2 separate regions of the Homo sapiens genome follow, and region 2 is linked to region 1. The links are chromatin contacts, found by Hi-C or POLR2A ChIA-PET in ENCODE. All regions are on one chromosome and are shown on one strand. Each heading gives the region's core, a stretch centred on a gene start or an enhancer-like site at or near the end of the contact. The rest is flanking DNA. Distances are from core to core; before and after follow the strand shown.

Region 1 (6,756 bases), core at 1,421-3,920:
TTGTACTCTCTACTGAAAGACAGTATGCACAGGGCTTATGAAAACAGACATTAGAAATAGGATTTGAGTCCTTGGGGTAGTTGTGTGACTTACTGGTTATATGAACTTAGACAATTTACCGAACCTCTCTGAGCTTAAATTTGCTCATTTATAAAATGGGGTAATACAAGTTTGTAACTTATAGACGTATTATAAGGATAAAATTAATTAATATACTGCATATAAAGTTTCTAGCTCAGTGACTGACACATATTACGTGCTATGTGATGCATATGTTAAGTGCTTGTGAAGGTTAGCTGTTACTATTACACCAGGTATTCTTGAACATTTCTTTAACTCAGAGTTAAAGCCAGGAAAGACATGTGTTACATTTAGTTTAAAGGATAAAAAACAATATAGCATAGACTTGGGAGTCTGGTAGTTTATCACGCAGGTAAATGCTATAGCAGTTAAAAGTCAGCAAAGTTCAAAATTAACTCTGAATGATCTATGATCTATGTGTTTAATGTCCTCATCTTTTTTTTTTTTTTTCTTTAGATGGAGTTTCGCTCTTTCTCCCAGGCTGGCATGCAGTAGTGCCATCTCGGCTCACTGCAACCTCCACCTTCCGGTTTCAAGTGATTCTCCTGCCTGAGCCTCCCAAGCTAGCTGGCATTACGGGTGCCTGCCACCACACCCAGCTAATTTTTGTATTTTTTAGTAAAGACAGGGTTTCACCATGTTGGCCAGGCTGGTCTCCACCTCCTGACCTCGTGATCTGCCCACCTCGGACTCCCAAAGTGCTGGGATTACAGGTATCCTCATCTATTAAGTAATAATCAAGTCTTCCTCATGAGATTTTAATGGCACTTAAATCAAAGGAAGTAAAACATCAAGCCCACAAGGATTAAGTGTACAATTAATGTTAGTCATCATTACCACTAAAAATTAACATGAGCTTAAATATATACAAACTATAGAATATAGGCAGCAGGCTCCATTCATTTAAAAACTACTGATACTACACTACTGTGTACCAAGCATGGTTCTACACATCTTATTTAAAAATAACTCATTTATTTAATCCTCATAATAGCTCCAGGAGGTAGGTACTATATCACCTAGCCCTATTTTAAATATGAGGAAACAGTGGCCACTCCATTACTAAGTTGCAGACTCATGATTCACTCCCAGGCTCCCAAGACAATGCTCTTTCAGTGCTGTCTAATAGAACTTTCTACAATAATGGAACTGATTTGTCTGTGCTGCCCAGTATGCTAGGCCCTGGGCACGTGTAGTAATTGAGCCCTTAAAATGTGGTAAATATGCTTGAGGAATAGAATATTTTATTTCATCTCATTTTAATTAATTTAAATTTAAATAGCCACAGGTGGCTGGTGGCTATTGGACAACACATGCATAGACCACCCCGTTGCATTGCTTTATTAAAGGGCCAGTTCCACTGAAGAAACTAGTAGAGACCCTTATCCACACTGTGCTTGTTCCACACTTGCCTACAGTGGTTGTAGTTCCTTCATTCGGGACCTTTATTACTATCTTCTTTAAAAATAAGTTGCCTTTTTTGGTACATTGAGTATCTTCAGTACAAGGAAATTTTGCCTTCAAAATACCCCACTAATAATGGTTCATCCTGTAACTTTTTATCCCTTTTGCCTACTTGTTGTACTTGCTTGATGCCAGACACTATTCTCTAGCCACAGGTTACATGCAGCTTTCCGCACATGGCCACCCCATGTTCTCCAGTTAGGACACGGGTTCTATTTTGCCCTCTTTTGTAGAGCTAGCAACTGCTTTATTGTTGTCTGAGCTGAAAATGGAGCCTTGATGGACAAAAACAGACATCTTATCACTTTTTAACGTAAAACCATCAAACTTGGCTTTCCGTTGATCCACCAAATTATGCTTTTACTTTTGCCTCCATTTCATAAAATTAACTACCCTAAGCATGCCTGTCTAATTGCAAATTTCCATTCCCTCATGTCCAACCTCTGCCTCCCACTGCACCACTGTAATTTGCCAAGTGAAACCTGCCCAAGTTCAGAGAGACTCAGGCAAACAAAACTCACGAAAAGGAGTACTTTTTTGTCCGGAGTTAAATCAATATTGCAATGAAGAAAATAATCTCCTTAGAATGACAGTACATGCATCTTGCTTCCCATTCCCATTTTATGTAATTATCTGTGCTGTGATGCTCGATCCAAACAAGTGCTGTCTCATTTGTAATCAGGGCAGAGAGTACGACTCCATCACTTTTACCCGAGTCCCTCATACAGCATTGCTTGTGATCAGAATTTTCAAAACTGCATTTCCAAAATCACAACTGGGATCATTTTTGCTTAGAAGCCACGTGACAGAAGCCTCACAGACAAACCTGAAATCTTAAACAAGCTTTAAAAGTATGACATAATGATTATCCGATAATGTCTAAAAGCAAGTGGCACATTCAGGTAGTTCAGTTTGATTTGCTGTGCTCAGAGTCGACTGGGTAGTTCATGTGCAAATCTTCTGCTAAGTCATTTCCTCTCTTTGTTTTCAGACTGGATTTCCAAGCAAAATATTCATATCTTTTTCTGTACATAGACTGACTCAGCCTTGCCACAATTTTGTGGGCAGAAAGGGTATGTGTGTTATGTACTTATCTTATTCATCATTGTATGATATTAGGGTGGTGATTCTGAGATATGTTAATTTTTCTTGTTTTCATTGGATTCTTTTCTTTCCAACCTTCATTCCTATTGATGTGTTCATAGGTTATCATTTGTGTGATTTTTGAGACACAATGAATCAAAGGGATTAAAAGATCACTTGGATACACAATTTTTTCATTGATATAACAGTGGGCACTTGCCTCTGCATGTAACAGAAATTAAAAAAAAAAAAAATGGAAGAATCCCCATGTGTTGCTCTCAACAGAGCTGAGAATCGCATTACCAGAGGCATGACTGGCGTAGACCTCTCATGCCACACAAATGCCTCACTTCTCCACCTGGGGTTAGCAAAAAACTTTCAGTCAACACTTGCATTCATGGCTCATAAATGTTGAGACTTGAGCAGCCTTCTTGCTAGGTGGGTTTCTATGCGGGGGTAGGAGTTTACTCTGAAATTAATTGTAGAATTTCTCTAGGAAGCCAAGCTAGCTGAATTCATTTATTCTGAGTTCAGAATTATGAAAAAGTGAGACCAGTTTTAAGTTTTACATTTTGAAGAATTTTAATATAAGCATGATAGTTTACAACTGCTGTGAGTGAGAAAAAAAATTCTCTGTGTTCTTGCTTCTAATTTGATTTGAATCCATAAAGTATATCTCAATCAGAAAGCAACTTGTTGTAAAGGAGAAAAATAGAATTTATAGACATGAAAATAAATAGATGAAAATCATGGGTGGTTATTTGATCTTTAGAAGGTACAAAGTAGCCACAAATTATGGGTACCATTTTCTTCCACATTTTAGTTTTACATTCCTGAAACTTGGGGTATGCATTTATTCAATAGTCATTCACCCTGCTAAGCAGAGGGAACACAACGAAAACAAGATACAAATCTTGCCCTCAAGAAGCTCACAATCTACTTAGAGGGTATTAACATAAATATTTTAAAAGAAAGTCCTTAAGTGTAGGGGTAGGAATATGAATGGAGTATTAGAAAAGCATAAGCAAAGGCATCTAACCCATCAGGCTTTCTGGAGGAGGTGGGATCTGGTCTGCAATTTGAAGGTTATGTAGAGGGTCACTATGTGAAAGGAGGTATAGGAAGAGCAAAGGAACTGGAAGGAGGAGCACGGTGCACAGGCAAATTAAGTGTTTCCACATTGCCAGAGAGAAAACCATGAGGTACAGATTAATAAGAGCTAAGCCTGGAGAGGCCAGCAAGATCCTGATCTTCAGGGTCTTACTTATAGCATGTGGTGGAAAGCATTCTGCCGTTTTAAGCAAAGGAGAGGACATGTCTGATTTTGTTTTTAGTGGCGTATGAGTTGGTTTGTGCTGCAAAAGAAACAACTGCCTCAAAACCTAGAGGTTTAAAAGAATGAATAGTTAGCTCATGATCCTGAGGGCAGTTCTTCCGAGCAGCCCAGCTCAGCTCATTCTACCTGGCCCTCTCCTGTGTCTGCAGTCAGCTGGCAAATTGTCTGGCAGCTAGATGATCCAGGCTGGCCTCACGTACATGGTGATTGGGGGCTGTCTGCCGGAGCTCCTTGGTTTTCCACCACATGGCCTCATATGCACCAGCACGCTAGCTTGAGCTCACTCACATGGTCTCAGGATTCTAGGACAAGCAAGAGTGAAATCTGCCAGGCTATTTGAGGCCCAAGCTCACAATGTGGACAACGTCATCACCACCACATTCCATTTCTTAAAGCCAGTCACAAGGCCAGTCTAGATTCAAGAGAGGTGTAGTGGAGAGGAATGGCTCGCTTTTATGGGAGAAACTGTAGGTTTTACCAAACTGCTACAGAGAAGGACAACCAAAGACAAGAAAGCCAGTTAGGAGATGCTGTGTACTGTAGCCTAAAAATGAGATAATGGGCCTAATCTAAAGAAGCGATAGCAATGGAGAAAAGGAAACCAAGTTAAGAAACCTTCATGGATAAAATGGTAGAATTTCATGATTGACTAGATCAAGATGAGAAAGAAGAAATCTCTAGTTTGACCAAAAGAAAGATAGAAACTAAATATTTGTGTGCCTTATGTGTTTATTGAATTATCTTAACAACATACCAATGGCCAATCCTTATGCAAGTACCAGGTGTGCATCAAGAAAAGTAGAGAAGAATGTGGATCAATTTTATTTAGCACATATTAATTTAACACCCCCAGTTCTAGTGCCAACTAACGACCCTACCTTCAAGGAATTAATACTTCAAGAAACAAGGTACACAGGAAATCAGGTAATAATAGAAAATAGTAACTGATCAAATGATAAAATATATAGTAAAGATAGAAAGTGATACAGAACACAGAAGGAAATTCCAGAAGAGTCAGGGAAGTCTTCATGGAGCAGGTGGGACCTAAATAAGGTGGATTTTATAACCAAAAAGTCTCATAAATATTAGCATTATATTAATTTATCCGAGTATCATCTATATGACTAGTATACATACTTTTAATGTCTTTTCCACATTCCATTGCTAAGAGAATTGAAATAAATAGTTATTCAAATCATGTTCAATATTCTGTGGTTCAGACGAGGAACCCTGATTAAGAAAATCTGGTTTACACATTATTTCTTGGGATTCAGATTCTAGTTGTTAAAAATCTGTCAAAACTTGTGCCAGTAATGAGCCAATCATCCAGTACAAAGGCATGCTAGGAGCAAAGCCAGATTGAACCAAGAGAAGGTATTAGGAAACCAGCAGGGATCTGAGGGGGTGGAGGAGGTTGGAGGGAGAGAAAGAAAGGCTGAGTTGTAATCCTGGAGACAAGGTCCTATTAGCAAAGAGGCCTAGGGAACATTCACTCCAATTTAGAAGAGAAAACAAAGTCCAGAGGAAACCCACAGTCTCTGGCACATGGAAAATAACAATTTTTAAATGAATCTACAGATAGATAGAAGAATGCAAACCAGGGAATGGGGAGGGAAGATATCAAGCTGTCATTCTGAGAGTTCCGAACAGTGTGGAATTAGAAAATGAAGAGTAGCAGACGCAAGTAGGAAGCACTTTCTACCAACCTCCCATGATGACCAGTGCTCTGGGGAGATGGAGACACAATGGAGAGCCAAGATCTTTAGGCTCATGATGGCTCAGGAAGAGGGGTCACCATCTAAGAGTCCTTCAAAAGTGCTTGGAGCTCTTGTGCGAGGGCACAGGATGGACACGAATATTTCTAAATTTTCTCGTATCCAGCAAGGAAGCTGTTTACGTAATAATTCATTGAGTTTGGGGAAGAGTTGAGTCAACATGCAGATCCTAGAAACAATCAGAATGGTACTACAGCGGAATCAGGGGCAACCACAAACCAACAGAAACATTCTCACCCTAAATCAAATTAAGGTATCTCTGAAATCCCTGCATCTGCAGAAATCTAGCTATCTGGAAAGTTTCCTCTGACAACTACTACTACCACTGAGTACTTCTTGGAGTCCCTAGTGGATGTCTGATCTAGGCTTCAAAACAAATCCAATCCTCTAGGACTTGGCTGATTGATCCAATGTTTCTTTCTCATCTGCCCAGCTGCCTTCTGGTTTATGTGATCTGCCATCCTCCAACACCCTGCCTTTTGTTCTAGGTGCATCCACTTCTAATTAACATTTCACCTTCTGTCTAACTCTGGTCTGCCCTGCAGGAGATCATGGCTGCTATGAAGAACAATCACAGTGCTAAGTATGTATGATGTTAGGTGAAGACACCCTTTGACACTCTCAGAAGGAAATTAAAGGAATATTCTACCCTACCGCGCATATTGGGCTTTTAGTAAAAATTGTTGTAAAAATTTACTGTTAAGAAAAACTGACTAGTGCCTCTTTGTTATTGTCTTTTTCTTTCTATTCCTTTTTTCATGCTTTTTTCATCTGTCATTTTTCTTTTGCTGCTGTAAACTCACAAAGGAATAAAAAAATCCTTGTTTCCTCACTTTCACCACAGATAGAAGGTACCAGCAATTGTGTTTTTAAAAGTCTAAACTCTCCTTCAACTACAACTCCAGGGGAAAGTACAGTTTTCATATTTCGGATCCATAAAGATAGAAGAAGTCAGGAAGAGTAATGGAAGGTGATGTTTTGAACTGAAGAGAAGTGCCCCAATACCTAGGGTGGCTT
Region 2 (6,756 bases), core at 1,342-3,841, 34 kb after region 1:
GGAAGATGACACAACAACATTCCCACTTGTAGAAAGAAGAGAATAAACTGGGCTGGGTGCAGTGGTTCATGCCTGTAATCCAGCACTTTGGGAGGCCAAGGTGGGCCAATCACTTGAGGTCAGGAGTTTGAGACCATCCTGGTCAACATGGTGAAACCCTGTCTTTACCAAAAATACAAAAATTAGCCAGATGTGGTGGTACACATATGTAATCCTAGCAACTCGGGAGGGTGAAGCAGGAAAATCTCTTGAACCCAAGAGGCGGGGGCTGCAGTGAGCCGAGATCACACCACTGCACTTCAGCCTGGGTGACAGAGTGAGACTCAAAAAAGGAAGAGAATAAACTGAAGTTTCTGATGGATTGGATGTTGGCTCCCAATTATTTCCCCTCTGTGTTTTCATATCTTTGCCATTTGACTTTGCAGTTCCTCCCACTGTTTCCCTACCTTGTGGTTAGACTTAACCATGTGACTCACTTGGCCAGTGAGATGTGGGCGAAGTAACAGAGTGCCAGTTCCAAGCTTAAACCGTGTTCCTGCTTACCCTCTTGATCTGTACCTTGAGAACAGCTTTTCCTGGTAGCTGCTGCCAGTCCAGACAGGACCCCAGAGTTACACATTGACCAGCCTAAGCCCAAGCAAGAAGCCAAGCCCAGCTGGACCCAACTTGAATCAGAGCTTTTTAGCCAAGAGCAGTTAGATCAATCCATCTCCATATGAAATCCATACACATGAAAGAAAAACTGATTGCAATTTTGAGCCAATGGATTTGGGGGTGACTTGTCACTCAGCAAAAGCTAACTCATAACCTCTCCCCAGTTTTAGCATTATTTGGGTAGCAGGAGTGGGAACTCATGCTCCCTACATTGAAAAGGGGCTCAGACTTTAAGCAAAATAATTTTCCTAATTTTATGAAACATTAAGGATATATACTACTAGGAAGTATTCTCATCTGAATTCACAGTGTGTCATTTATTTGAATATACCTGAAGAACGAAGCATATGAATGTAGAAGAGTGAAATAAGAGAAAATAGGAATATTTAGGTCATATAACAGCATCATTTTTTTTTTCAAAATAGAAACAGATTGTTGTACAGAATCCAGCAATCCTGGTGGAAATACTCTGCAATGGAAGCATGTTTTCCATTAACTTAAATATTGTGTTAACCTCAATCAAAAATATACTTTCTTAAACTAAATACAGAATTTATAGTTTTGAGAAACAGAGCCTACAGTCTAAATGGGCAAAGGAACTGATGCAAATGACTCTGTCCCACATGATTAAAAATATTCTTAGTTTTATTTTGTAAAAATGAAATTAAAACCTAAAATAGAATTTATTCTGTCACTCAACCAAACATTTAGCCATGTGTGGTATCTTTTACATCTCCAGAGTCCATTTTCTTTTCTCATTGCTGTGTACTGTCTTGAGGCCATAAGGACACGGTTTCTCTCTATTCAATAAAACTACTCAAGAAAAACTTCTCACACACAGACAGCCTCTATCATCTCAAGACTCTTGGAGGCTGACATTGCAAGGCAGATCTTTCTACTAAGCTAGTGAATCTGAGAAGTATTGTCAGAGCTCTGTCCTGTTAGAAAGTGTATTAGTCCGTTTTCACACTGCTACAAAGAACTTCCCTGAGACTGGGTAATTTATAAAGCAAAGAGGTTTAATTGACTCACAGTTCCACATGGCTGGGGAGGCCTCAGGAAACTTACAGTTGTGGCGGAAGGCTAAGGAGGCATGTCTTACATGGCAGCAGGCAAGAGAGAGCATGTGAAAAAGGAACTGTCGAATGCTTATAAAACTGTCAGATCTTGGTGTGAACTCTCTCACTATTACAAGACAGCATGGGAGGAACCACCCTCATGATCCAATCACCTCCCACCAAGTCCTTCCTTCGACACATGGGGATTATGGGGATTACAATTTGAGATGAGATTTGGTTGGGGACACAGAGTCAAACTATATCAAAGAAAGTGATGCAACAGGTAATATATTGTATATCTGAGTTGCACTCTGGGCTTTTGGGCTTAATGGGAGTGTCTTGCTATGAAGAAGAAAGATGTATGGAACAAGGAGGGGCAAGAGCCTTCACGGGAGGCTCAGGCCTCAGAGACTGCAGCCAGCTTTGGATCTTGCCTGTGATCCATGTATTTCTCCTGTACTTCATCTTTGCCTTTTGAGGGACCAAACAAATGTGGAAACTTAATCACGTCTTCGAAAGAAAGTGAGAACAGGCAGTGGTGGGAGAGAAGCAGTGCACTGTTGGAAGAAAGAGTAAAGGTCCAAATAAATCCTGTCTGAAAACCCAAGGTAATAAAGTGGGCCCTAATCATGAGAGGAAGATTTCAGGTTAACGCTACCATGCATCCTCCTTTTGCAGGCAACCTCTTCCTCTGGCTGCTAGAAAAGGAAGAATCCTCTTCATATATCCAGCCTTAGAGGTGAGCAAAGACCAACTCTGTATTCATTTGACATGAAATCAAACATTTCTGGGACTAGAAGAAGTGATTTCCCAGCCCAGAAGACTATGATGATAAATACAACCTGGATTACTGCAGTGTGGTAGGAGTGGGGTGGGCAAATAACCTGGTGTTTATAACGTGTTTAGAAGACTCAGAGTGCTTGATGCTAATTCCCAAGAAGCTGAGTTTCGTATAGCAATGCCAGGGATATCATCATTCCATAAATCTCGTTTACACCCTTAGTCACTAGGAAGCTTGGCTTTTTTATTACATCTGACGGTTGCTTCCACAATCATAAACATGATCCTCTGAATCATTTCCACTCTTTGAAAATGTTAGTTTTAATGTCACACGTAAATTCTGCCATAGCACTAATATTCACAATTTAATTTGCAAAACCTTTAATCCAATATATGGTCTCCCCTATCATTTCGCTGGAAAACAGAAAATTGTGAAATTCTGTGACTTATTCACTCTACAGTGGAGCAGAACAACTCAAGACCCATCAATCACATGACCAGTCATAGGCAAGTTTAAAGTACACGTTGTTTTTCAATCACCAGAGCACATTAGATAGTAGGCTCTTTTGCAAAGCAAACTCCCAAAAAAAGAAACATAGGCTTAAATAGTTATCATTCTCATTAAACATTTGTCTAGTTCTCTCTTCACTTGAAACAGATGTTAAATCATTTGGAACTTCCCTTTGCTGAGTCCTGTCCTCCACAGAGGCTTGTTCTCTGTCTCTTTCTCACCCTCTGTCTTCCTCAGGTTAACAACTGCCCCAAGTACCAATCTATAAGGGATACTGCCTATCACTGGGTGTTAAATTTCCACTGGAAATTTAAGATGTAGAAAATGGTATTGACCATAATATTTTCCAAGGAGAGGACTGCATATGTTTACAAAGAGAGCTTTAAGTCATTTGTAGCCAAAAAGACTCTTGAGGTGAATCCTAGAATTGCAAATAAATGTTTGCTCCTCTGCCCTGTCAGAAATGTGCAAGGCTCCTGTTTGGTAGAAAAGAACATGCAAGTTTTGGGGCCTGAGCTGAATTTCTCCATTAATAGAGAAGAAAGCGGGCTCTCCAGGAGGTGGTCTTTCTCCTCTTGTTCCCCAACCAGTGTACACCCCTCCTTTAAATTAAATGTAGAGAGAATATTTAAAGACAATGGTTTAAGGTGGTGCTGTATTAGTAGGCTATCCAAGACACTTGTATGACTCAAAGCAACCAAATGCCCTGCTCTTTTTCTCTTCTTGACGCTGCTCTCTCTTTCCATTTTTCTTGACTTGTTTTAATTTAAAAATTAAAAATGTAATTCTTCCCTCACAGATGTGAGCTAAGTCTCAGCTCTTCCTTTTATCTCCCAACTCCTGATTCAACTAAGCAAACAAAAAATACCTTCCTTTTCTATTCTTCCTTCTACATGATAAACGCAAAAAGAAGGAAGGCAGAGAGAGAGAGAAAGAAAAAAAATAAAAAAAGAGAGAAAGAAAAAGAAAGAGAAAGAAAGAAAGAAAGAAAGAAAGAGAAAGGAGAGAGGGAGGGAGGAAGGAAAGAAAGAAAAGAGAAGAGAGAGAAAGAGAGAGGGAGGAAGGAAGAAAGAAAGGAAGGAAGCAAAGAAGGAAGGAGGGAAGGAAAGAAAAAGAGGAAGGAAGGAAGGAAGGGAGGGAGAGAGGGAGGGGAAGGGAGAGAAAGAAAAACAGAAAGAAGAAAGGATGAAAGGGGGAAGAAAGAAAGATTGTCTAGAAAAATGCATGATAGTGTTTTAGCAATCATTCAAATGAATCATTCATAACTGTTTTCTCCAATCAGAAATTTGTCTGATTCAGAAAATTTAGAAGTATTTAAAGAAAAGAAATTTGTCTGACACTACTTCTCTTTACATTGCTGAAAGTGGATTTAAATCTACTTTCTCACTCCAAAAATAAACTTCAGATAAATTTATATTCTCAGCAACATTCCAAACTCAAACACTTAGCTCACATATAACCCACATATATGGTCATATGAATATATGACTTGAAAAAGCTACATAAGTGAAAAATGCATAAAATGAATAGTTTCTCTTGCATTATAATCAACAATGTCCTTCAAGGTTTGAGGACAAAACATTCGTTAAAATTAACCACTCAGATAACTCAGATGGTAGTGTCAGATTTAAATCTACTTTCTCACTCCAAAAATAAACTTCAGATAAATTTATATTCTCAGCAACATTCCAAACTCAAACACTTAGCTCACATATAACCCACATATATGGTCATATGAATATATGACTTGAAAAAGCTACATAAGTGAAAAATGCATAAAATGAATAGTTTCTCTTGCATTATAATCAACAATGTCCTTCAAGGTTTGAGGACAAAACATTCGTTAAAATTAACCACTCAGATAACTCAGATGGTAGTGTCAGAGGCATTTGAACCAGAGCAACTCCATCTTAAATAGAAGCTGGGTAAAATGAGGCTGAAACCTACTGGGCTGCATTCCCTGAGGGTTAAGGCATTCTAAGTCACAGGATGAGATACGAAGTCAGCAAAAGATACAGGTCACAAAGACCTTGCTGATAAAACACGCTGCAGTAAAGAAGCCGGCCAAAACCCACTAAAAGCAAGATGGCGACAAGAGTAATCTCTGGTCATCCTCATTGCTACACTCCCATTAGCGCCATGACAGTTTACAGATGCCATGGCAACATCAGGAAGTTACCCCATATGGTCTAAAAAGGGGAGGCATGAATAATCCACTCCTTGTTTAGCATATCATCAAGAAATAACCATAAAAAATTGGCAACCAGCAGCCCTCAGGACTGCTCTATGGAGTAGCCATTCTTTTATACCTTTACTTTCCTAATACACTTGCTTTCACTTTATAGACTTGTCCTGAATTCTTTCTCGCTCAAGATCCAAGAACCCTGTCTTGGAGTCTGGATCTGGACCCCCTTCTGGTAACAGCAGCCCCAGTCAAAGACTCTCAAAAGCATAACTCATTCAGAGGTAGGCAGACAGAATGAGACTCCCAGGGAGCTTGTCCTGCTTCTCTGGAGTTAAATGGAAGGCTCACTTCATGATCTCACTCCTTGATTGCCCAACTGCATTAATTTTTTCTGGTTTTAGTTCTTTTTGTCTCCAGATCTGAGCACTCACCTTGAGAACTCTTTGCTAGACCCAGTATGTTAGTCCATTCCTGCTGCTGTCACAAAATATCTTAGACTGGGTAAATCATAAAAAATTTATTTCTCACAGTTCTGGAAACTGGGAAGTCCCAGGTCAAGGTGGTGGCAAGTTCAGTATATAGTGGAGGCCCTGTTTCTCACAGATGGTGCTTTCTCTGTGTCCTCACATGGCCAAAAAGGCAAGGCAGCTCGCTTCAACCTCTTTTATAAGAGCATTAATCCCACCCATGAAAGTGGAGTCCTCATGACTTAATCACTTCCCAAAAGGCCCCACCCTTTAATACTATTGAATTGGGAGTTAGGTTTCAACATATGAATTCTGGGGGCACATCAACATTTAGATCATAGCACCCAGTAACTAAATGATTCATTAGCTACCTAAGGACCTACGGGCTAAAACACATTGGTAAATTATAGTAAACTTATGCTTACTGTGTGATTTTAGCACATTTACCAAGTGCTTCCAAACAACTGGCTTATTTGTCCATGTCTTCCTCATACAAGATAGAACAAGTAAACTTATTCCTCTTTTATGTACAATGATTACGGAAGTGAAATAGCAACCTTTTGCTGCTTTAAACAATACATTTATTCAAACATGATAATAAAAATGAAAAATGGATCAATCCTAAAAGATAATAAATGAATACATCTCAAGTTGGCAATTCACAAATTATGTCAGGCAGAGCACAGCCTGACTCATCAACCCCTCCCAGTGTCCCTATTTTGAAAACTCGTGATCTAACTGTTATTAAGTGTTTTGAATATCTAAAGTGACTGCCAACAAGACTGTCAGCAGTAGGGCAGGATATCCATCATTGGCAACAAAAAGAGGGCAAGTTGAACACAAATGTTACAAGACAGAGACAGAACAGGGAACATTTTAACCTTGCTCAGGGCATGCCCTTAGAAACTATAAGGATTGATGATGCATCAAGATTAATTTGATGACTTGCATTTCAACCAAGAGGGCAGATTTTCAGGAACGCATATTCTGACTTGGAGCTGGGAAAGGCACAAACCCTGGGCCCAGTCCATCTTTGGGGACTGAGAACAGAGAGTTGAGAACTCATCTTACTAATAATTCCTGCAATATTGGAGTGTGTGT

The links. A loop is a pair of places that touch in the nucleus more often than their neighbours do. ChIA-PET counts read pairs that join two places held with the same protein, here RNA polymerase II (POLR2A). Pooled maps may share reads with other maps.
Region 2: a map of PC-3 shows a loop between it and region 1 (6-fold over the local background). The contact joins two enhancer-like sites. A Hi-C loop is called at or near these places in 4 of 168 maps with a recorded cell type or tissue (MCF 10A, PC-3, heart right ventricle and 1 more) and 2 of 50 pooled maps. POLR2A ChIA-PET finds 5 or more read pairs at or near these places in 1 of 52 experiments (MCF 10A).

The regions. Positions count from the first base shown.
Region 1 is chr21:28,634,586-28,641,341 of GRCh38, forward strand. It overlaps a transcript of HEMK2 not described here. Among named protein-coding and RNA genes, the nearest start is that of LINC00161, 99 kb to the left of the region's middle. Within about 2 kb of position 2,671, at least 5 of the 41 ENCODE cell types and tissues checked have a DNase peak (open chromatin) inside an H3K27ac peak, as active enhancers do; they include PC-3, where a contact is called at or near this core.
Region 2 is chr21:28,669,028-28,675,783 of GRCh38, forward strand. It overlaps a transcript of HEMK2 not described here. Among named protein-coding and RNA genes, the nearest start is that of LINC00161, 130 kb to the left of the region's middle. Within about 2 kb of position 2,592, at least 2 of the 41 ENCODE cell types and tissues checked have a DNase peak (open chromatin) inside an H3K27ac peak, as active enhancers do; they include PC-3, where a contact is called at or near this core.